3 separate regions of the Mus musculus genome follow, and regions 1 and 2 are each linked to region 3. Evidence: chromatin loops called from intact Hi-C (ENCODE). Cell type or tissue: heart. All regions are shown on one strand.

Evidence for each region. Hi-C counts contacts between places; a loop is a spot of excess contacts. Peaks named below come from ENCODE experiments on the same cell type or tissue, not always from the same donor. Only the 100,000 strongest peaks of a DNase experiment are listed, where the experiment ranks them.
Region 1: it touches region 3 in a loop (5-fold over the local background); 21 of 42 quality-filtered maps call a loop at or near these places.
Region 2: it touches region 3 in a loop (12-fold over the local background); 29 of 42 quality-filtered maps call a loop at or near these places.

Annotation. Positions count from the first base shown.
Region 1 is chr1:120,150,713-120,158,712 of GRCm38, forward strand. 3110009E18Rik (RIKEN cDNA 3110009E18 gene) reads left to right here. Exons shown (of 6, transcript NM_028439.2): 2 at 1-35. Among named protein-coding and RNA genes, the nearest start is that of 3110009E18Rik, 34 kb to the left of the region's middle. In heart, CTCF peaks have their summits at 3,697 (motif pointing right) and 4,826 (motif pointing left); no DNase peak of the experiment used is centred here.
Region 2 is chr1:120,088,785-120,096,784 of GRCm38, forward strand. Gm41937 (a long non-coding RNA gene) reads right to left here and starts at 10. Exons shown (of 3, transcript XR_001779373.2): 1 at 1-10. It overlaps Gm41938 (a long non-coding RNA gene), which reads left to right and starts at 1,398. Exons shown (of 3, transcript XR_878466.1): 1 at 1,398-1,553. In heart, CTCF peaks have their summits at 4,961 (motif pointing left) and 5,162 (motif pointing right); DNase peaks (open chromatin) are centred at 2,567 and 4,917; H3K27ac peaks cover 255 bases.
Region 3 is chr1:120,028,373-120,036,372 of GRCm38, forward strand. Sctr (secretin receptor) reads left to right here. Exons shown (of 14, transcript NM_001012322.2): 4 at 3,192-3,299; 5 at 7,963-8,000. Among named protein-coding and RNA genes, the nearest start is that of Gm33764, 4.1 kb to the left of the region's middle. In heart, a CTCF peak has its summit at 4,819 (motif pointing right); a DNase peak (open chromatin) is centred at 4,889; H3K27ac peaks cover 457 bases; H3K27me3 peaks cover 634 bases.

The DNA of each region.
Region 1 (8,000 bases), 120 kb after region 3:
AACTGTAAAGGAATTTATAATATTTCTAAAGCAAGGTATGGGAAATTAGAGCTTCTTTGTTTCATTTATGTCTTGGCAATGAAAACATCTGACTATGATGTTAATAATAATCTTTGAAAAGCACAAAGTTAGGCTGGGCTTAGTAGTGTCCACCTAGATTGCCACCACTCAGGACACAGAGCCAGGATGATCACTAGCTTGGGCTATTTAGCAAGTTTTAGGCCAGCCTAGGATGTATAGTCAATTTTATGCCATTCTTGGCACATAGAAATATTTATGCTTCAAAAACAAAACAAAACAAAACAAAGCAAAACCAGCTAAGAAAAACCACCAAAGCCAGAAGCATTTTGTAAGCTGGTGCTAGCAGAGGCTAGGCTGGCCCATGTCCTGAGCTGGCCTTTGTCCTGTCATCAGCTGCCCCAGTTGTTAGTGAGTACTGTGAACACACACACCCAGAGGTTTATTTCCATTGTGTTTAACTTCAAACAAACAAAGGTCCAGGGCAGAAGAGGCGACTGGCAAGTGCTTGCCACACATGCATGAGGGGGACACATGTTTGATGCCCCAGAACCCATGTAATACAGGAATGGAGGTGTGTACCTCTAATCTCTCTGGGGGGCCTGGGGGATGGCTGGAAGGCTGAGGGGGGGATGGAGATGGAGCATCCCTGGGGCTCACTGTCTAGTCTGTCTACTACATCTGACATAGCTTGGGTCCCAGAACCCTATTTAGGGGTAGCAAGAGAAAAGGGTAGACACACAGACTCACAGACTCACAGACTCACAGACACACAGACAATGAAGCTGGGATCAGGTGAGCTTCTCTGACTGTTACCTCAGCCGTCTGGCACTTCAGCATGGTACGGCGGTGCAGGACAGCAGCTCTCTGTAGGCGAGCAGTTCCAGGCTACAAGCTTCTGGGAGGAGGAAAGTATAGTTGCTAGTCTTTGCACATACTGATTAACCATCTATACCCATACTCAGATGCCCAGGCTCTGCCATCCCTCTTGAGCCTGGCCCAAATGGGTAATGGCTTTGCCAGCTTACTGCTGTCTAATCGGTCTTAGAGTCGTTGCCAGGCCTCACTCATGTCAGAATACACACACTCGGGATGTAGTGCTTCTGCTCCTTAACCTGTGTGGCAGAGTTGCTGAGCTCCAGGCTCAGTGGGAGAGCCTGTCTTAAAGGTAAAGTGGCGAGAGATGGAGGAAGGCATCACCACTGACCTCTGGTCTCCGCACACATGTGCGTACATAAACATGTACACACACACATTTACCTGCAGCAAGTCTGTATCTTTGGAGACTGAATGGCAAGGGAGTGACACTCTCTTCTTACTAGCCCTTGGGAGTCTTGGCAGGGCGTGTGGCTGTGGGAGCAGGGAGCTGAAGAAATCAGGAGGGCTCTGATCTCTGTGGTCTCAGAGATGGGACATTCTTTGCATTTTCCATATATATTTAGTGTGTGTGTGTGTATACATGGTGTGTGTGTGTGTGTGTGTGTGTGTGTGTGTGTGTGTATGTGTGTGTAGGGGTGCTTATGTCACAGAGTGCATGTAGAAATAAGAATAACTGGCAGGATCCAGTTCTCCCCCAGGGATCAAACTCAGGTCATCAGGCTGGACAGCAGGCACTTTTACCAGCTGAGCATCTCCCTGGCCCAGGAATGAAAATCTGGTGGTGCTAGTTTATCATCCCGAACGTACGGCCCTCATACTGAGAGGGCCTTATTGCTCTTCATTACTGAAGCATCCCAAGGCATCTGATACAGCATCCTGCATATGCTTTTACTCTTTTAAGTCAAGTAAATCGATATAGAGTACACAGCACAGTTTTTAATATATAGTTCCATGAATTGGAAGCCTAGTGATGTTATATATATGTTTACTGTTTATTTACTTATTTTTTCCATTTTTGTGCGTGCATGCATGCTATGTGTACGTGTGTGCATGTGTGAACTCACTGACATGGCTGATTTTGTTAGCCAACTGCCTCTAGGGACCCCCCGTCTCTGCCTTCTGAGGATGGAATTATAAGCAGCCTCTGTGCCCACTCACTGGATTCTTGGGATCGTACTCTGGTACTCATACTTACGTGGCAAGGGTTTTAACCACGAAGTCATCTTCAACTGTGTGTGTGTGTGTGTGTGCATTTGTGTATGTGCTCTAGTTTGTGTTTGTGTGTGTATGTGCACGTGCATGTGCAAGCTGAGTGTGTCATAGTGACGAAGATCACCAAGGTTACTTTTTAGGGACTTGGAAGCCACTTTTGTTTGAAGCTCTCACCTTTCTCTTGGGTCTGTGTAGGTGTCTGTTGGGTGACTCAAACAAGGTGACAGATCTCCACTCATGTTGTCTATGTCCCTTTGCCTCCCTGACTTTGGGTCAGATTGTGTAGACATGTCAGTCACTCATGTGTACTTGGGAGGTAATGGCTTGCAGGAAACTTACCCAATCTTTCTTCTCTCTTCAAAGCCAAATGATGTTAAGGTCAGAGTGGCTAGGGATTTTCCAGGTTTCAAGCGGCTGTATCTAACCTGTGGCCTGCGGGCCACGTGTGCCCCAGGATGGTGGAAAAATGAACCTAACACAAAACATGAAGTTGCTTAAGGAGCTGGATAGCGGCTCAGTGGTTAAGGGTGCTTGCTGCTCTTGTGAGGACCTGGGTTTCTTTTCCCCCACATTGGAACAGAGCGACTACAGTGCCAGGAGATGGAGGCTCTGTTTTGGCCTCTGTGGGTACTGCAGGCACGTTGTGTTTACACAGCCAAGGAGGTGCACACACATACACATAAACAATTTTTAAAAGTTACTAAAATGATTATGATTTTTCTCTACTCTTTTTTTTTAACTTGATTAGGCCTTCTTGAGCATGACATATTCTGTTCTTTAGATGACATATCTGTTCTATAGATGACATATCTGTTGCAATGAAGACCATGATGTTATGGTTACACGTGTACTGACTGCAGATTTCACAACCCGGTCCATTTCATTCCATGGGAAAGGGGCACAGGAGTGTCTGGTCACCCATGCCTTGCTTACCTCAGCCCTTCTTTGCCCTTGCCTGGCTTACATTGGGTTAAGGTGTATTTTTCAGGCCAGGGAGATAGCTTAGCATAGAAAAGCACTTGACAGCAAGCCTGAGGCCTCTGTTTGACCTGAGGAGCCATGTGGTACAGGGAGGGAGCCAACTCCCACAGGCTGTGCTCTGGCCACTGAAAGTGTGCTATGGCACATTCATCTACACTGATACACAATACCTCAATAAAATGCCATCTAAAAAGTTGATGTCTTTTTCTAAGATGTCAGCCTGCTATCATCCTGGTTGTATGGACATCTTGAGTAAATAGTTTTTTGGTTTTTTTTTGTTTTGTTTTGTTTTTTTCAGAACTCAAAGGGGTCTATTTATTGAGAGTAAATAGTTTTTTTTTAAGGAATTATTTTATTTTATGTACAGGAGTACACTGTAGCTGTCTTCAGATGCACCAGAAGAGAGCATCTGATCCCATTACAGATGGTTGTGAGCCACCATGTGGTTGCTGGGAATTGAACTCAGGACCTCTGGAAGAGCAGTCAGTGCTCTTAACCATTGAGCCATCTCTCTAGCCCCAAATAAATAGTTTTTAAAAGATTTATTTATTTTACTGTATGTCTGTATTTTTACCACATGCATGTAGTGATAGTACAGGCCAGAAGAGGGCACCAATTCTCTGGAATTGGGGTGGTGGACAGTTGTGAGCTGCCATTCAGGTCCTGGGAGCTGCAAGGCCATCATGTGTTCTTAACTGCCTAGCCATTTCTCCAGCTGTGAGTAAATTGTTACCTTGCTCCAGTTTCTCCTCCTTAATTCCCAGGGCTCTCTTTTTTAGTGGTAAATAAATGGGCTTGGTTTGGCAACTGGTTTCCTTTGCTTGTTTGGTTATTTAAAACATTTTAAAGACCATGATCATTCATAAAGTAACTTCTGGCTTACACAAAATACAAAATTCTGTTGCCATCTTCTTTGTTTGTTTGTTTGTTTGTTTGTTTGTTTTTAGAGACAGGGTTTCTCTGTGTTGCTCTGGCTGTTCTGGAACTCACTCTGTAGACCAGGCTGGCCTGAGACTCAGAGATCCTCCTGCTTTTGCTTCTCAAGTGCTGGGATTAAAGGTGTGCATCGTCACAGACTGACTATTTCTTGCTGTGTTCTTAATTATTAGGGGTATTTTGATATTTGATACTAAGAGTAACTTTTCCTTCCTTTTAAGGTCTTAAAAACAATCTGTGTAGGTATGATGTGTGTACACACATACGAGCACATGCCACACACACACACACACACACACACACACAGTCATGTATCACAGAGCACATGTGGCGGTCAGAGGACAACCCCATGCCAGTTTCATCTCGTTTGAGACAGGGTGTCTTGTGTTTCCTGCTCTGTAACTGTCCTGTGAGCTCCCAGTTATTTTCTTGTCTCTGCCTCTCACCTGCTTGTAGCTCTGGGATTACAGCCGTGCAGAGCCATGCCAGGCTTCATGTGGGCACTGGGGATTCACACTTACATGGCAAGGGCAAGCAAGTGCTTTACTCACCAAGCCATCTCCCCAGTTCCAGCCTTGTAAGTTCTCAGATGAAAGGGCAGGTGAACAAGAGAAAAACCAGCAGTTTATTGCTAAGTGCATGCCATATATATTGGATACCTAGGGTGTGAAAACTTCTCAGAGAAGCTCCCAGACAAGGAAGGGGTCTTCAGACCCTTACCTAAGGCCTGGAAGCTTTTGAACAAGGGAAGCAGAGGTCTGGTTGCTGAAGCTTTGCAATGTGGCTCACTCTGATGCCCCCTGCAGGTTGATTGGTGGCACAGCAGTCTTCAAGGTTGTTCTGTGGTCTTGTGGGGTAGGGGCAAGAGGCTTTGTTTTAGTCGAACAGGGAGGGTCCAGAGCACTAGAGCTTTTATTTCTAAATAATCTTTGTGCAAGGTAGACATATATTGGGGTGGCATATTCTGGTCACCCCTGGTGCCAGTTATAGAGTGGCCTGCTTTTGTAAAGTCATTACAAAAGTGTATTAGGATTTTGAACTACAAACAGATTTCTACAGAGGTATTTTCAAGTTATCTTAATATTTTATAGCATTTTATTTATTCTCTCTCTCTTTCTCTTTCTCTCTCTCTCTCTCTCTCTCTCTGTGTGTGTGTGTGTGTGTGTGTGTGTGTGAAGTCAGTTCTTCTCTTCTACCACGTGGGTCCTAGAAATTAAGCACTCGTGTCAGGCTCAGTGGCGGGTGCTTTTACCTGCTGCTAAGCCATCTCACCAGCCTGTGTTTTCAAATGTTCACGTTAGAGGGTCATAGTATTTCTTGGTATCAATGCAGCAAGGGCCGTGATATTCTTGGTATGGCAGAATGGGTGCCTCTTAAAGTCCTTAGGAACAAGATGTGAATCAAGTTGCTCTGGTGGCACAGGAAGTTGTGATTTCCCCGACCATACTGTTCTTTGCTTCCCATTTACCACAGAATGATTCATTCACAGTAACCATTGGTCACCGCTGTCCTCTGTAGAACAGTGGTGCCTGTAAGAGCTGCATGCTCAGGCCTGCCTGCTTGGCCTTCCACTACTGCCTGTTTCTATTGGGTATGTGGGGCAAGTGTAGCTATGAAAGTCAACTTTGGGGGTGTTGAGGATGTTACTCAGCTGGTAGAGTGCTGACCCATGTGCCGAGTCCTGGGGTCCATCTTAAACACTGTTTGAGTTGAGCAGGATCGTGCACATCTGTAATGCCAGCACTCAGGAGGTGGTGCACATCTGTAATGCCAGCACTCAGGAGGTGGTGCATATCTGTAATGCCAGCACTCAGGAGGTGGGGCATGGTGCACATCTGTAATGCCAGCACTCAGGAGGTGGTGCACATCTGTAATCCCAGCACTCAGGAGGTCGGGGCAGGAGAATCAGGAGTTCAAGGTCATCCTCAGCTACTTAGGGAGTTTGTGTCACAGAGACTTGGTGTCAAAAACAAACAGACAATTGAAAAACAAGAGAGCTTTAGGGTATGGACTCTTTTGAATTGTGGGCTCTGTGTCCAAAACTGTCATCTGGTTTAAGGTTCTGAAGAACTCTGGCTGGTGGGGCCACATATTTGCAACTTATTTGTATACACTGTGGTACACACATTTGCATGTGTGAGCACAAGCAGGTTGGCATGCACATGAGCACATAAAATTCATAAATGCAATTATCTGGCTCCACCAATTCATACAAAGGGTCATCTAGTTTGATATTGAAGAATTTTGGGATAGTAATAACACGGGCTAGCCTCACCTGTAGGTCAGGGGCTGGGTTAAGAATCTTGGCCAGATTGTCTCCTCTCTCCCTTTTAGCCTCCATTTGAGCAGGATTGGTAGTAACCCCATTATAAAAGTGAAGAAAGGAAGAACAAAGAAATTAAGAATACGGGGCTGGAATTTAGTAGCAACGATGGTTCAGTTGCTAAGGGACTTGGTGTGCAAGCTGACAATCTGAGATCAGCCCCCAGCACTCAGGCGAAGAAGCCGGACATGGTAGTGTACATTTGTAATCTCAGGGTGGAGGAGGCAGAGGATGGAGGATTCCTGGGGCTCTCTGGCCAGCCAGCATAGCCTGCCTCATGGGTTCCAGACTAATGAGGGAGGGACCTGACTCGGAAGGTCAGGCCAATGAGATGGCTCAGCACATGAGTGCTTGCTGTTGAGGTCTACTCCTAGTGGCCCGCTTTCTCTAGCAGCCCCACCTCCTAAAGGTCTTATAGCCAGCTGGGGACCAAGTGTTCACATATATTCAGACCACAACCTGGTGGTCCTGCCTCAGCCTCCTATGCACTTAATCATATATTTTTATTATAGAAATACCATGATACATTTCCTTCTATAAATGACCAGTTTTCTGTAATAGAATCAAGAGTGCAGAAAATATCGTATCGATGAGGTGAGATTTTACATGTTCTTTGATTTGGAAGCATTTGGTATTTTTAAGATATCAAATCCTACTTGTGAGTGCTAGGTCATTCTTTGTGATGAATGGCTTGTCCAGCTTTTGAGTTCTGAGTTACTTCACATCCTATTACTCCTGGTGATGCTGCTTTGTGAGGCAGCCTGAGGGGGCGCTGCAACCTCACTATCCTAAGTTTTTTCCTTTTCCTGTATTTGGTATGTGTGTGCATGTCCAAGATGGTATGTGTTCATGTATGTATATGGGCATGTGGCAGTCAGAGGTCGCCCTTGGATAGCCACCTTGGTCTTGTTTTATTATATGTACGTGTGTTTATGTCCATTTTGTGCAGCAGTTGCCCATGGAGACCGGAGGGTGTTGGATCTCTGCAACTGGGATTACAGGCAGTTACAAACCACCTAATGCAGGTGCTGAGAACTGAAGCTTGGTCCTCTGCAAGAGCAGTGTGTGTACTTAACCACACTGAGCCAGCCCTCCAGCTCTCTACCCTCTTTTTGCTTTGTTTGTTTGAGATAGGCTTTCTCCTTGGTTGGCTTAGAGCTCAGTGGCCAGGCTAGGCTAGCTCACCAGTACCCCAGGGATCCCCCTGGCTCTTCCCCTGTGCTGGCTCACCCTCCTTCTTTTACAGGGATGCTGGATATTGAACTTGGGTGCTCATACGTATATGGCAAGGACTTTGCTGACTGAACCATCTCTATAGGCCCTAGTATTTCATTTTTATCTTTACATATTTCTTTGCATTTAATAGCCCCCAGTTTCCTCTCTCGCGCGCATGTGTGTGGGGGGGGGGGGAAGGGAGAGGCAGGCCTGTGTGGGGTCAGAGGGCAAATTTATGGAATCATTTCTTTTCTTCAGATTATCCGTGAGTTCTAGGGATCAAACTCAGGTCATCCAGTTGTGTGGCAGGCATGTATAGCAGCTGGCCTGCCTTCCTGTAGATCCATAGTTGTCCTAAGGCTCCTCTTGGCCATGATGGTTACTCTGTCTTCAAATGCTTCTGGCAGCTCTGAGGACTGGCTGGTGGATGGGAGGG
Region 2 (8,000 bases), 60 kb after region 3:
AGCCTTTGTGACGCTGTCTAGGGGTGCTGGATCAGCTCCTATTTGCTGGTGGATTAAGGAACCAAATGGCACATGAGAAGTGTTAGCAGAATCTTGGGGGTCCTGGTGGAGCCGCCCTATGACCCAAGGGAAACCGAGGTTCCCCCTTAGGCTTGGTCTCACTAATGAAATCAAAATTAAGGACAGACCTACCCAGAAGCTCCAGGGAAATTTGGTAGAGCTTAAGGAAAACCACGGGATGAGTAAGCTTCATGCCACAGCTTCCCAGAGAAGGGAGATGGTAAGCCAGCATAGAGGTCTCCACATGCTGCAGGCAGCCACACAGTGAGGAAACTTTGGGAAGAGTAGGGAAGCCCAAAGGACCAGGGAGTTTAAAAACATCTGGAGGCTATGGCCGGTACCAGGGGTGGGGGGTGGGGGGGTGGGGGGGTGGGGAGTGAACAGAAGAAAATGGAGCCCTTATTTATACCTTTCTGAATGAGAAAGGCGGGAGAGAGACCCAGCTGAACCAAGTGGTGGCCTGAAGAGACTGCACTAGGAGGCGGGGCTTCTGGGCAAGACAAAGCCCATTCTCTTCCCTCTCCTCCCCCTCCCCCTCCCCCTCCTCCCCCGCCTTGAGCCTGCCTTCCTGGGGGTCTGACCTGGCCCACAGAGGTCACATCACCCCCTAGAGTTCCCTTCCATTTATGTTTCTGCACAGGATCTTCGGTTACTCCTTTCACATGCTTGTTTGTCCTCAGGGCCACAGCTCAGTCCCCTTATTCACCTGCACAGAGACAGACTGTCATTTCACCCACAGTCCTGGCTCCCTGCTTAAGGTTGAAAAGCCATCAGGCTAAGCGACTTCCTGAAGGTCACATGGTAGGGGTGTACCATCTTGCCACAGCTCCTGTCTGAGGTAACAGTGGGCCCTGTAGGATGTCCCCATATAGAAGGGGACAAAGGACAGTGATTTGACTCTCCTCCAGGGAAGGCACAGAGACAGACAAGCCAACTGAGAGAGCCAGCTGGTTGAGAAGATCTGTGAGGCCCTGGGTTCCACACCCAGTACCAATATCAAGGCCTAAAAATTCCTGTATTTTGGGGATGGCTGTAAAATTCCATTTTTAAACCTGGCTTTTGGGGGGAAGTGAAGGACTAGGGACAAATACTTAAGAATTCCCCCGAAACAAAAAATGTCTTTTAGATTCCAGAGATTAACCCAGTGATGAACTGTTTTCCTGCACACCATCTGAGGTTAATCTTTTCGTGTGTGTGTGTGTGGTATGTGGGGTGTGTGTGTGTGTGTGTGTGTGTGTGTGAGAGAGAGAGAGATGTGGGGTGTGTGTGTGTGTGTGTGTGTGAGAGAGAGAGAGATGTGGGGTGTGTGTGTGTGTGTGTGTGTGTGTAGATGCATGCATGTATACATGTGTCAGAACCAAGGCTATAGTGAAGTCACAAAGTGAAAAGTGAGGCTAGAACACCATGGATCTGGTATATATCTGATTTTGAATGAATTTTTGGTATGTTCAGAAACATTTTAGAGCTGCACCTTTTGTTACTGCCACATTCAGGTAAGTGACCCCATATGGAGTTGTGACCTCCCTAGGTTTAATAAATTGGGTTTTAAAACATGATGCATAGTAGCCATCACACAGAGGACAGATGGCTCTGGCTCTTCACCAGGGTGGCCACATTCTGTCAGACTCTAGGAACTAAGTGGTCCATCTCGCTCCTTCCCTTTCCCCCACTTCTACTGATGCAGAACACAGTATCTACTCCCTGAGAGCTGTTGGGCTGGACTCTCAGACTCTGAGTCTGGTCTGGTGGCCCCTTCCATGGCTAGCCTTGTCCTTGTACCGGAAGGCCTATCAGCTGCTCCTCCCTCTCCACGCACCTTGAGCTGACAACACAGGACCATGCTTCTTACTGTCTTACTGTAGCCTTGATCCTTTGTAGCTGAAGACTGGGGACCCCTCCATGAAGGAGTTTAGCAGATGCCTAGAGGGATGGGGGAGGCTGCACTGTAAGCAGCTGAATCCCACTGTTAATCCTGTGTCCTAGCCCTGGACTGAGAGGCTGGTACACAGCAGTGTTCAGCAAGGGTTCCACAGAAGGACCAAAGGAAGTGAGTGAGTGAATGAATAAATGAATGCATGAGTGAAGAGCATAAAAATACCTGTAAAGAAGAAAGGAATATACCTCAACTGCCTTCAGGTTTAGTCTCTGGGTCCCTCTTTCATATACTAAGTGGAAAATCCCTGAGGCCCTGTGTAGAGTGGCATATAGATCGAGAGGCCATAAACCAAAGACCTTTGTCCCCGTTCACGGGTTCTGTCTCAGTTCCAAACACATGGGTCCTGCCACTGTCTTATCACTCCTACCCTCTCTTTCTCTGCCCCATAGGCCTGGGAGTTACAGGTGCCACACACTCAGCTCCCCACCCCACCCCCACCACCCCATGGCATGGTTATGAGGAGAGAAAGCCAAGCCAAGTTATGGGACAGATGTGGGAAAGACAGGAGGCCTCCCTCCTGAGGAGCCTGGTTGAAGCCCCGCCCGCTGAGAAAGAGTCCAACGCAATCGTCATTCGCTTCAGGCTTGTTCCCTTCCCAGCTGGGAAGCTGCACTGTTCCAGGACACTCCTATATATAGTAGCTAAGTCCTGTGTGCAGCCCTGTGACTCCTGGCTTACCCTGTTACCTTTGGAGCCACCCTGTATCTCAGTTATCAAGGGAATAGAGACAGAGTACAAGAGGGTCCCTTAGAATCCAATAAGCAATGGAATTCTAAAAGTTTCCAAAATCCTGTATCCTGTCACCACTAAGGTACTTCACTGTGGCTCAGAGACATCTACGCCCATGCTCCTGGAGTGCCTCAGCCCCTCCCACTGTGCTTGCGTTTTCTTTTTTCCTGTCTCTCATGTGTGTATTTGTGTATGTTTGTGTGCACATGCACATTTGTGCGGCCCATGTGGACACCTGAATATGGAGGCCAAATGTTGATAACAGATATCTTCCTTAATTATGTTTCCATCTTGATTCTTTGAGACAGGGACTCTCACTGAAACTGGAGTCTGCTGATTGGCCAGGCTGGTTGTCACGTATTTTTATGTAGGTGCCAGAGATCCCAACACAGGTCCTCCCTACTAACCTGTCTCTGTGGTTCTAGTTTTAATACATTTTAGCTCAGGTTTATACTTGCTTATTCTGAAATCCTTTTCTGCACCAAAGCCAAGGACCTGGCTTTGTGTGAGCAGAGGTCTTTACAAGGTTCCGGTGACTCCCAGGACTGCTGGGAGCGGCAGCACGGAGCTATGCCCCCATGCTGGTTACTGTTGACGGCCACTGTGAGACAGGGCCAAAGAGGACAGAAAGTGGAGCGTGGGTCTTTGTAGCCAGTGTTTGCTTCTTTCTAGGTAGGTTCTTCCTTCCTTTCAGCCCCCAACACTAGATAGGAGAGAAAAAAAGGAAAGAAAGGAAAGGGGGTGGCATCCTTAGACTACTTCCTGCTGGTTAGGGACGTTGAATTCCTTGGGGCAAGTTTGATCTTCACTGTCAGGACATCTGATTTCTTCTTTCTTGAACATGAACTTAACAAACTGCCACCAACAACGGTCCACCTCGCCTCTCCGAGCCCTAGCGTTTATATACCCCCTGAAAAGACCCCAGAATTCCAAATGTCACACAATCGCAGAATCTGCAGCTGGCAAAAATCACACCCCTGCTGGAGCATGAGGCAAATCATAATCACCTGCTGTGAACGATCTGAAGCAGCCCCATAGCCCACACCTGGGATTAAAACGAAAACACTCAATTACAATATTTCTGTGCTTTTTAAACCCAAATCCCAATATTCTCACTACAGGTCTCCAAACTTGAGTGTACATCAAAACCTCTAGGAGAGCCATTCAGACCCAGACCAGAAGCTAGGAGAGATGGCTCAGGGATTTTGAGAGTTTACCGCTCTTGTGGAGGAGCTGAGTTCAGTTCCCAGCACCCACATCAGACAGCTCACACTCATGAGTACCTCTGCTTCCAGAGGATCCAACACCTCTCACCTCCATGGTCACTTGGACATGTGTACAAACCCTTATGCAAATAAATGTGATTAAAAATAAAAGTATATCTTAAAAACAAAGAACAAAACTCCCACATCACCAGACCCAGTCCCACTGTGTTGGGTTTCAAAGGTCTGAGCTGAGACTACAGAGCATGCCTTTGACCAAGTTCCCAGGTGAAGCTGAACCTGTGGGTTTGGGTCACACTGACAATCTCTGGTATAGAACAGAAAGTGCTAATCTGCTCTGAAGTCCATGTTTGACCCAGATAACCTGCAATGGGCCGATACCCTGATAGGGTCATAGTATCGTGGCATTATTAGTTAGTGGTGAGACAGGGAGTGGGGTCTTATTGGAGGATATAAGTCACTAAAACATGACTTTGGGGACTATATCTTGCTCTGACTCTTTCCTTTATTCCGTTTTTCCCCCCTGCCGTCTGTCTGCCATATTGTGAACTGTTGTATTCTTCCACCCCCTCTCTGCCATGATGTACTGAGACCTCTGATACCATAAAACCAAGTAAAGTCTTCCCCGTTTGTTTTCCTTGGTATTTGGTTACCATGAAGTGAAACCATTTGACACAACAATGGACAAACACTAAATGTTCAACCCTTCATAACTGGGACAAAAACCTCAGACTTTGGAAGTTCAGAGGTCATCTCTGCTCTGTGTAATGTATAAGGAATGACACCCTTTGGCTTTCCTGCGCACACGCGTAGGGATAGGGAACCCTTGGGTGGGGTTGGACATGCGTGGTTCACAAATTAGATCAATTTATAGAGTTACATTTGGGAAACAAGCCCCTGAAGTGCTGCATTAAGTCTACCAGGAGGCGCTGCTGGAGAAGCTGAAATAGGATTCAGCAACTGGGTAACCAAGGCCAACGCTCGCCCTCTAGTGGTCAAGAGTCCAAAGTGCAGCGAGGGCCTTGCTGGTTGGCTGGCCTCGGGCTTGCTCAGAGTAGGTACCAAAGACTAGACCAGTAGTGGCACTCTGGTATCTTTTGGTTTAAGAAACATTTCTTTTTTTTTTTTTTTTTTTTTTTTTTTTTTTAAAGATTTATTTATTTATTATATGTAAGTACACTGTAGCTGTCTTCAGTCACTCCAGAAGAGGGCGCCAGATCTCGTTACGGATGGTTGTGAGCCACCATGTGGTTGCTGGGATTTGAACTCTGGACCTTCGGAAGAGCAGTCAGGTGCTCTTACCCACTGAGCCATCTCACCAGCCCTAAGAAACATTTCTATAAATACCTAGTCTTTCCAGAGTCAAGATCTCTTTTTAGAGCTCTTCTCCCCGCACCTCTCCTTTAGAGGGACAGGAACACAGGATGATGCCCGGGGCTTACCTCATTCCTGTCCTTGTCCACAGTCCTGTTCGCAGCTCTCAGCCCTGGCTCTGCATCGCTGCAGCTGCTTCTTCTCAGAGCCCTCCTGAGCCTCTTCATCAGACTAGGTTGGCTCCCCAGGCAGCTCTGTACGCCACCATCTTGGATCTCGGCGCTCTGTGAGACCTCTCCCAGCCTCTTCTCAGCAGGGATTTTCAAACCTCCCTGAGGTCCAGCTGGGTGGCCAGACACAAGCAGGCAACCTGTTTAGTGCAGCCCACCCCTCTCCACAACCAGCCTAACGGTGGTTAGCTCTCCCACGACGTAATGGCCCTGAGATGCCGGGGGCTTGCTTTTGGCCTCATTCCTACCCCTACCTGACTCCCTCCACGAGTCTCCTTACATGCTATGGTGAGCAGACTGTACGTGTATCATCCTTTAAATTATAGGTTCAATCCCATATCTATTCCTTGTGTGTGAATGTGGGGGTGCACACATGGGGTCAGAGAACAGTTTGCCGAGTCAGTTCTCCCCTTCTGCCCTGTGGATCTGAGGGATTGCTTCGGGTGAGTCAGGTTTAGCAGCAGGTCCCTTTATCCACTGAGCCACCTTGCTGGCCCCTAAGTGCATTCTCTTTATACTTCACTATGCAGTGATGGTTGGTTCTTAGTCTGCCAAGTTTCCCTTCCTTTCTTTCTTTTCTCGGTACTGATGATGGAACCCAGGACGGTATGCAACAGATATGTGCAAACTACACTCTAACCCTGATTCTCTTTTTTTGTTTTAAGACATCTGATCCTCCTGCCTCTACTTCCCTAGTGCTGAGAGTATAGGTGTCGTATGGCACCATATTCCAGTTTGTGTGGTGCTAAGGGAGGAACCCAGGACTTCATGCATGCTAGGCTAGCACACAGCCAGCTAAGCCACATCCTCACCCCCCAAGCTCCCTCTTAGATCTCTGTTCTACTTATCTCTGTTGCCCCGGTGCCAGAGCAGCCACAGGCAGCATGCGAGGGTGTGTCTATGTGCTAATTCTCAGATTAGCATAAGTTTTACATAATTATCCAGTAGAACCCACACTTCCACCTTTGACATTTGATCATTATCTGACTATATAAGATAATCTTCATTTTTTAAAAACTTAATTCAATTTTTTTTACTTATTTACTTTACGTCCGCCCACTGCCCCCTTCCCAGTCACCCCTCCCACAGCCCTTCCCCCATCCCATCTTCCCTTCTATGAGTGGGTGGACCCCCTCCCCCTTGGGTATCCTCCCACACTGGCTTCCTCTCCCACTGAGGCCAGACAAGGCAGCCCAGCTAGAACATATCCCACGCTTCTGCTCATATGTCCTATGGTCCTAAGCCCAACCCATGTGTGTTCTTTGGTTGGTGGTTCCGTCTGAGAGCCCCAAGGGTCCAGATTAGTTGACTCTGTTGGTCTTCCTGTGGTGTTCCTGTCCCCTTAGGGGGCCACAATTATTCCTCTTAATCTTCCATAAGAGTCCCCAAGCTCCATCCACTGTTTGGCTGTGGGTGTCTGTATCTGTCTGAGTCAGTTGCTGGGTAGAGCCTCTCAGAGGACAACTTCTCCTGTCTGTATGGTTCAGGGGTCTGATGAAGGTGGAGGAGAGGTGGTAGGGAAATATGATCTCCATTCTTAAAGCTGGACACTTAACCACCCAACCAACTACATAATCATTATTATAATTACAGACACTCCATGGTGTGCTAGATGCTTAGATGTAATGTTTGATAATAAGGTATAGTCAACCCGTTTCAACATAACTTTCATCGTTTGATGGGGTCATGACCTCAAATTCACTGTGTAGTTGAGGAAGATCTTGCTTTGTTTTATTTTATTTTTTATTTTTTTAGCTCCCTGCCTTCGTTTCCCGAGTACTGGGATTGCATGTGTATACCATCACACTTGGGCATATCTGTGGTTCTCAACCTTCCTAATGCTGTGACCCTCTATTACAGTTTCTCATGTTGTGGTGACCCCCAACCGTAAGATTATTTTGTTGTTACTTCATAACTGTAATTCTCTACTTTATGAACCATAATATAAATATCTGATATTCAGAATGGTCTTAGGTGACCCCCATGAAAGAGTCTCTCGATCCCAAAAGGGTCACAAGAACCACTGGTTTATAGTGTTAGAGACTGAACCTGGGGCTTTGTGAATGATAGACAAGCATTCTACTAACTGAGCCACACCATTATGTTGGGGTCCTTGAGTCAGGAGTGTGTGTCTTTTGAAAGGGACAGAACTGAGGAAGGCAAAAAGGAGGTTAAGCTGTGTAGGAAGCCGCCCTCACATTTGCCATTATAAGATGGCGCTGACAGCTGTGTTCTAAGTAGTAAACATAATCTGCACACGTGCAGGGGCAGTTTTCCCGCCATGTGTTCTGCCTTTCTCGTGATGACAACTGGGCCGATGGGCTGCAGCCAATCAGGGAGTAATACGTCCTAGGCAGAGGATAATTCTCCTTAAAAGGGACGGGATTTTGCCATTCTTTCTCTTGCTTTCTTGTTCTTGTTCTTTTTCTTGCTTTCTTGCTCTCTCTTGCTTTCTTGTTCTTGTTCTTTTTCTTGCTTTCTTGTTCTTGTTCTTTTTCTCTCTCTTGC
Region 3 (8,000 bases):
ACAAGATCAGTTTAAGAAAGGGCGGGGTTGGTTTGGGCTCACAGTTTGAGGGAGCAGTCCGCAGTCCATCGTGGCAGGCACAGCACCAGGAGTCAGCTACTCCACAGGAGCCACAGTCAGCAGAGGAGAGATGGATGTCTGTGCTCAGCTCGCTCTCTCCCCGTTTCCTTTCAACCCAGCCCATGGACCGGTGCTGCTCACACTCAGAGTGGCTCCTCCCACCCTAGTTAACTCGGTCTAGAAAACCCAGACACGTTCAGAAGTTTACCTCCTAAGTGGTTCTACATCCCATCAAATTAACAGTGGACATTGTCACACCCAGGGACACTGGGAAGACCCTTCTCAGACCTGGAGAGAACACCCATGGGTGCCTAGAGAAAGACTGGCAGCCTCTGGGATGGTGGGGCAGACAGGAACTCCATAGCTGCTCCAAGACAGAAATGCATAGAGCTTTCTGCCCCAGGCTCCCTGTGAGATCCTGGGTGAAGATTGAGATGCATCCAAGCACTGCTCATCTCCTGGACTCCTCAAAGGATCAGCATCTATCCAGTCCTTCATTTCGCAGATGCTTTTGCTGGCTCCTGGAACCCCATCTATATTGGATGGTTTTCTTGTTGCTCTGACATAAACAACCTAAGAGAGGAGGAAATTATTTTTCTCACAGTTCCCAAGAGTTCAATCTCTTGTCCTCAGCCCTACTGACTTTAGGCCTGTGCTGAGGCAGAATGCCGTGGTGGTAAGAATACGTTCAGAAGGATGCTGCTCGTCTCATGGGAGGCAGGAGGTAGAGCAGAAGAGAGAGACTGAATACTGTGCAAACACTCACAGACTGGACCCTAGTGACTTTCTCCCTCCAACAAGCTCCCCTCAAAAAACTTTCTGAGCCTCCTAGAACTGTGCCACCAGCTGGGGAACTAACTGATTAGTACAGGAGCCAGTAGGGGACATTTCTATTCATATCACAACCCGGTCTGGGATGTGGCTCAGTTGATAGCCTAATAGGCATAAATCCCTGGGTTCCATCCCCAGCCACTCATAAATGATGATTGTTATGATTAGCTTTAATCATTAACTTGAGTCAACCTAATGCTGCCTGAGAAGAGAGTCTCAATGAAGGAGTGTCTACATTGGTTGGCCTGTGGGCATGTCTGTTGGGGATTGTCCTAATTGAGTTAATAGATGTGGGAAGAGGTAACTCACTGTGGGTAGCACCATTCCCTAGGCAGGGGTCCCAAGCTGTATAAAAGTGGAGAAACTGAGCTGAGAACAAGCAAGAAAGGAAGCAAGCATGCAATCATTTCTCCCCTGCTCTTGATGTGGCCATAACTTAACTAAATGCTTCCAGTTCTTGCCACAGTCATTTAACCTAGAAATATAAAAAAATAAGTCATTCCTCCCCTTACTCTTGGTTAGAATATTATTATATCATAGCAATGGAAATGACCTAAGACAATCTGTATTCTCAGGATTCAGGAGGTGGAGGTAGAAGGATCAGGAGTTCAAGGCCTGTCTGAGACAGATAGCGAGTTCAAGGTTATTTTGGGATACATGAAACTTGGAGACAGAAAAACAGTGGGAGGCAATGGTGAAGCATCAGTACAAACAAGTGAGGTGTCCTCATGGCATTCCTATCCCTTCTCAGTACAATCTCCATGGTAACCTGACCCACCACAGAGGCTCTGCCCTGTACTTCCCATCAGAAGCAATGGGAAGTATGTCCAATATACAGTGCTCTGGGCTTTGGCCTACAGTTTTCTAATTCAGCCATTGGGAGGTCAGACCCAAAAACCTGTATTTTTATAAACTCCCCAGAGATGCTTTGAGAACTCGCCTCTCCCTGAGCTGAGTGTCCAGAGTGTCCCTGTTCTCAGCACACACACACACACAGACAGAGGCGGTCATTGACCTAACTTCCAAAAGGAACACTATTGTCCACCAGGCAGAGGATCCTCAAGAGCAGAAGCCTATCTGACGGTCTACAGCTGAAGCCCTTGAGCCTCCTGTGGGCCAGGCATAGTGGGGGTACTCAGTATGAGGCCAGTGAATGGTGGATGGACCGGCTGGCACCCTGGTGTTCACACCAGTCCCCTCTGCCCACAGATGCTTTTTGACATCCCTGATGGCTTCTCGGTTCCATGTCTTTATTAGGGCCCTCTGGTCTGGTGTTTGTGGAAGGAACCCAGGCATCCGATTCAGCCCCACTTTCAATGAAGCAGAAGCCGTGAAGAAGAGTGAGGTGGTGTGGCTTACTGAGTTGACCCAGTCAGGAAACATAGAGGCAGAATGTGCCTGCCTAGCTCACCATCTGGTGCCTGATTATAGTTTCCAACCACCTGACCTGTCCCAAGGCATTGGTTGATGCCAGGCAGGCTCAGGGCCATTGTGAAGAGGCAAGGAGGTGTGTGTGTGTGTGTGTGTGTGTGTGGAGAGAGAGAGAGAGAGAGAGAGAGAGAGAGAGAGAGAGAGAGAGAGAGAGAGCAAGGGTTGGGTCTGGCCAGGATGAATTGGGTTAGCAGAGGGTACAGAGGTCTGGGGAGGAGAGAAGGTGAGTCAGATGTGGTGTGTTTTGCCCGAGCAGGCCTGGGAGAAGTTCAGAAGTAGGCTGAGGAACAGGGCAAGGGCAAGCTATGGCCCAGGATGAAGATGGTGGGAGTCTAAAAGAGTGGTTCTAGGAAACATTGCTTGGATGGCATTGTTTTTGTTTCTTGAGACAGAGTTTTGTGTAGCCCAGGCTGGCTTCCAGTCTGCTGTGTAGCTAAGGATGACCTTGAACTTCTGACCCTCCTGCTTCCTCCTTACTGGGATTATAAGCTTATGTGGTGCTGGAGACCAAACCCAGGGCTCTTGGGTACGCTAGGCAGGCGCTCTTCAAGCTGAGCGTGCACAGCCTTAGCCCTGGTGTTATGAGTTGAATACATTCCCCATAGGCTCGCGTGTTAATCACTTGCCTCTGGTTGACGGTGCTATTGGGAAAGATTTTGGGAATTATGGGGGGTGGGGCAAGAGCTGGAGAAATATCTCAGAGTCTCAGAGGCAGAACACTTGCCCAGTGTGTGCAAGACCCTGCTTTCCATCCATGTCCCAGCCCTGGAAAGGTGGAGTTCAAGGTGTCAGTGTATAATGGGAACTGGGGTTAAAGGATGGTGGGTGGCCTTGGCCCGTGGTCTACTCCACCCCAATCTTCTCTGCAGGCTGTGAGAGGTTTTGGGACAACATGAGCTGCTGGCCCTCCTCGGCACTGGCACAGACAGTGGAAGTGCCATGTCCGAAGTTCCTGAGGATGTTCTCTGGCAGAAATGGTAACCACTCAGCGTGAAGCACCCCAACCGGAGGTTGTTTTGGTTCTCAGATGAGGACTTGGGTACCAGGAAGCTGTGAGGAGAGCAGTGTGGGAAATGATAAGGGGAAATCTTGGGAGACTAGAATCCTTGCACAAGAGTGTGAGAGCTCAGGGTCCCAAGGAAGGAAACAGGAGACAAAGGCTTTAGGGAAGTAGGAAGAAGACTGGGGCCGTTGTGTCGGCTCAGCGTGTTAAAGGTGCTTGCTGCTAAGCCTGTTGATCTGAGCTTGATCCTTCCTACTTATGTAGTGGAAGAAGAGAATTGACTCCTACAAGCTGTTCTCTCACCACCATTCGGGCATCCAAGAGAAAAAGGGTAATAAAAAGGAGGAAGAAAAAGAGGAGGGTGGGGAAAAAAGAGGAGGAGGGGAGGAAGAGAGGAAGGAGGGGGAAGGGGGAAGTGGAGGGGGAGGAGGAAAAAGAGGAGGGGAGAAGGAGGAAGAGGAGGAAGAGAAGGAAGAAGAGGAGGAGGAAGGGGAGGGAAAGGAAGAGGAAGGGGAAGAGGAGGAAGAAGAGGAGGAAGAGGGGAAAGAAGAGTGAGGAAAGGGTGGATGGGAAGGGAATGAGGAGGAGGGAAAAGGGGAGGAGGGAAGGAGAAGGGGACGAGGAGAGGAGGAAGGGGAGGGGGAAGAGGGGAGGAGGGAGAGAGGAAGAGGAGGAAAAAGAGGAGGAAGAGGACTTGGCATTGGCTAAGATGTGCCTCATAACCCCAATTTAGGAACCCTCTCCCTTCTTGCAATATTTTTGTTCCCTTAGCAACCAGTCACCTTGCTTCAGATACCCCTACTATGCCTGTCTCTAGAACATTTTTGTGCCTGTTATTCTGGGCCTTGCTGGTAAACAGCAGCTCCCTGGGTGCCCTGACTCCTGAAGGGATGCCTGACCTGGGTACATCTGCATCTTGTGCCGTGCTGCCGTGCCCAGCTTCACATGGGTGCTGGGGATCTGAACTTGGGGACCTGTGTTTGCACAGCAAGCTCTCCTCACCTGGCCTCTCCCCTGCCCTGGAAGTAAATTTAAAACATTTTCCTTTGTTCCTTCTCCCTCCCCGCTCCCACCTCTCCATCATCGCCCCCTTCCCCTGAGATGCTTACGCCTTCAATTCTACTGAGGGTCTATCCTCCTGGCAGGACCCCTCCATGTCAGGTACTTGAGTCTGTGAAGCTCAGGACTCAGGCCATTCACGCAGCCATGACTTGGAGCAATGTACTGACCTAACGTCCAGGTACCGCCATGGCCAGGCAGCTTCCTGTTGAAAAGGATGTACGCCTCTCATCTGTACCAGGCACTCCCTCCAAAAAGCCTTCTTAGAGCCCCACACCTACCCAGGAAGAGCCAGTACCTGGCCACAAAGGTGACCAAATGCCTGCCTGGTTAACTGCTTGAACTCCACCCACCTCTTAACTGTTGGCAATTCACAGCCAAATCCCCCACAAAGCAGTTTTCTGCTGCTGCTGCTGCTTCATCTACCTGCCACAAGGTGTCAGTGTGGGGACACGGGCTGACACTGAGGCCCTGCCTTCTAGGAGTTGGCCTGGCTCCAGGGCTGGTGGGAGGATCTTACACTCACTGGGCCATACCTGCCCTCAGGGTGTCGGCTTGCCCAAGAGCGTGGGTCAAGGCCTGTCTGGGTCCGCTAGTGACCAAGAACTTTTCTCTTGCATAGTGCTGCCTCAGAGCTGCTTGGACTTTTGCCTTTTGCCTTTCCAGTGAGAAAGCTTCCCCACAGTGTGTTCCCAACCCCACGGAGTGCTTCTGTGGGGAAGTGGACACCAGCCACTGTTAAAGACAACTTCCTTTGGAAGGAGACAAATGTGTTCTAGAGTTAACTCCTAAGTAGCCTTTCCCCACAGCAGTCTCCATACTGGTCCAGACGGCCATTTGGATGATTAGAAAAACTGCAGGCTGCTTTCTGTCCCAGATAGTTCTCATTCCAGGCCTAGAATGTTCCTTCAAGGAGACATTCCTTTGATTCTTTGAACAGCACTGGTATTTCCAGTGTTCCTTGTTTAAATTGTATTTAGTGGGCCTTGATACCACAGTCCTGTGAACCCAGCCTCCTCGAAGGCTGAAGCAGGAAGACTCCCAAGTGTAAGGGACAACTTAGAGACTATGTCTCAAAACAGAATGTAAAAGAAGGGGCTGGGAGACAGCTCTGCGGGGAAAGTGCTTACTGCAAACATGAGGGTCTGAGCTTGATCCCCACCACCCTTGTGAAAGCCAGGCAGAGGTCCATGCCTGGAATCCCAGCACCAGTGGGTGAGGCAGACACTTGGAGATCTAGAGTTTGCTGGCCAGTCAGATTAGCATGGTAGGCGAGCTCCAGGTTCAGTGAGAGCCTCACAAAAATAAAAGTAAAAATAAAAACAAAAATAAGGCGAAGAGGTCAAGGAAGACACTTTATGTCAACCTTTGTCCTCCCTGCATAGATACTCACATACACACACACATACCACACACCACATACACACACACACACCTGCACACACACACACACATACATACACACGCACACACATACATACACACACATGCACACACACATACATACACACACCTGCACACACACATGCACACACACACATACGCACACACACACACACACACATATACACACACGCGCGCACACACACACACACACACACACGCGCACACACACATATATACACATACATACACACACACACACACATACATATACACACCTGCGCACACACATACACACACACACACACCCCATATATATACACACCTGCGCACATACACACACATACACACAGGAGTGTGTGTATATACACACATAGTTAAAAAGGGTTAGAGATATATTTTATTGAGAGAGCTCTTTCTTAGCATATCCCAGGCCCTAGGTTCAATCCCCAATCTCTCTTTCCCTCTACACACATACACACACACACACACACACACACACACACACACCACACACACACACACACACGAACACACACCCCATACACAAGTTTCTGGATGGGATCAGGTGCTGGTCCAGCCTTTTAGGAAGGATCCCAGGGTCTCAAGAAGCAAATGACAGTTTTGGACAGGTTCTTCCCTGAAATGCACATGCATGCATACACAGGCCTGCAAATGTCAGCTTCTGGGCTCTTCTGAAGGGATCCCTGTCCCTTTAGGAATGAGTCTCAGAGGAAGTGAGTAGAGTTGAGGGTACAGAGAGAGCCCATTCTTGCTGCATCATCCTAGCTTTGTCAAAGGTTCAGGAACCAACTGAGTCATAGTCAGATATCTTTGGAATGCTACTGGGTCCCTGAGGACCCTAGACAGGCAGGCAGCTGTGCTGTGCTGGACCCATAGAGAGCCACCATCTCGGCCTGTGCTGATGGCCTTTTGTTCTGGAGCTGTGTCTTTCTATCCAGTCAGCCCACATTTGGCCATCATTCTTTCCTGCCCCACAGCCTCCTTCCCTGACTTCATTCCAAAGCTCTCTCACCCCTCCCTTCAATGCTAAGACTTTATACTCCGATAGGGGCAGGGACCCTCAGGTCTGGAAGAGCAACTTTTGGAAGCCAAAATAAGACAAGGTATTAGAACCAATTCTCAACAGGTAAATGTTAAATGTGTACCTAGCATGCCAGTGGTCCTGGTAAGATTCCCTGAACCATATATGCACACATACACAAGCACACACATGCATGCCCACCATGGAAAATCCTCCCCACCTAGCATACCCCATATAGTGGGGAACTCAACCCTGTTCTCTATGAGAAGAGCTCATGTCTGTCAACCTCATTTATTACTCTGCCTGAACAGCAAGCCAGTGTTGATGCCCAACAACTCTGGGCCACACTTTTGGTTCCAGAAACCCATTACTCATGCGGTCCGAGGAGTTAACCTGCAACCTCGTGCCAGGCATGGGTGGGGGGAGGGGGCAAACACAGTTGCTCCCAACAGGCAGTGACAACATTGTGGCTAAAGGAATAATAACCCAATTCTTCTCACAAGGGACAGCCGCCTCATAGACTTTATTTATCCCAGTGGCCTCTGCTGGTTTCCGTCTGGTGAGATGAGCAAGACACAGTGGTCAAGCACAAAGACCTGAGTCTGGTAGCCAGGCTGGACATAAAATGTACGTGTAATGCCAGAACCAGGGAGGCAGAGGCAGGTGCATCCCTGAGACTCACGAACCAGCTGGCTCAGTCTAGTTGGCAAGTTCCAAGCCAGGATGAGACTGACTCTGTCTCCAAAGGCACACACACACACACACACACACACACACACACACACAGAGAGAGAGAGAGAGAGAGAGAGAGAGAGAGAGAGAGAGAGAGAGAGAGGAGGGGAGAGCATCTTTACAGCCTAGGGGTCCATCCTCAGAAGTCAAGTCCTCTGCATCCACCCAGATGCTCCAGGACCCACCTATCATGCCAGCAGAACTGGGGTCGGGGTAAGAAAGGGCATTCATACAAAACGTGAAGAGTCCTGCAGGTCCAACCCTCTTCCTCCATTTACTCAGCTATGATGTGAACATGTTATAGGGCCACTGCATGCCTCAACTTGCCCACCTGTAGAATGATGTCCATATTTACATGTTGCCAGAGGTTTCCTGTAATGATTCCACTATTCATCTGCTGCACCCTTGTCACCCTCAGGGTCTCTGTTCCGGAACTGCACAAAGGATGGCTGGTCA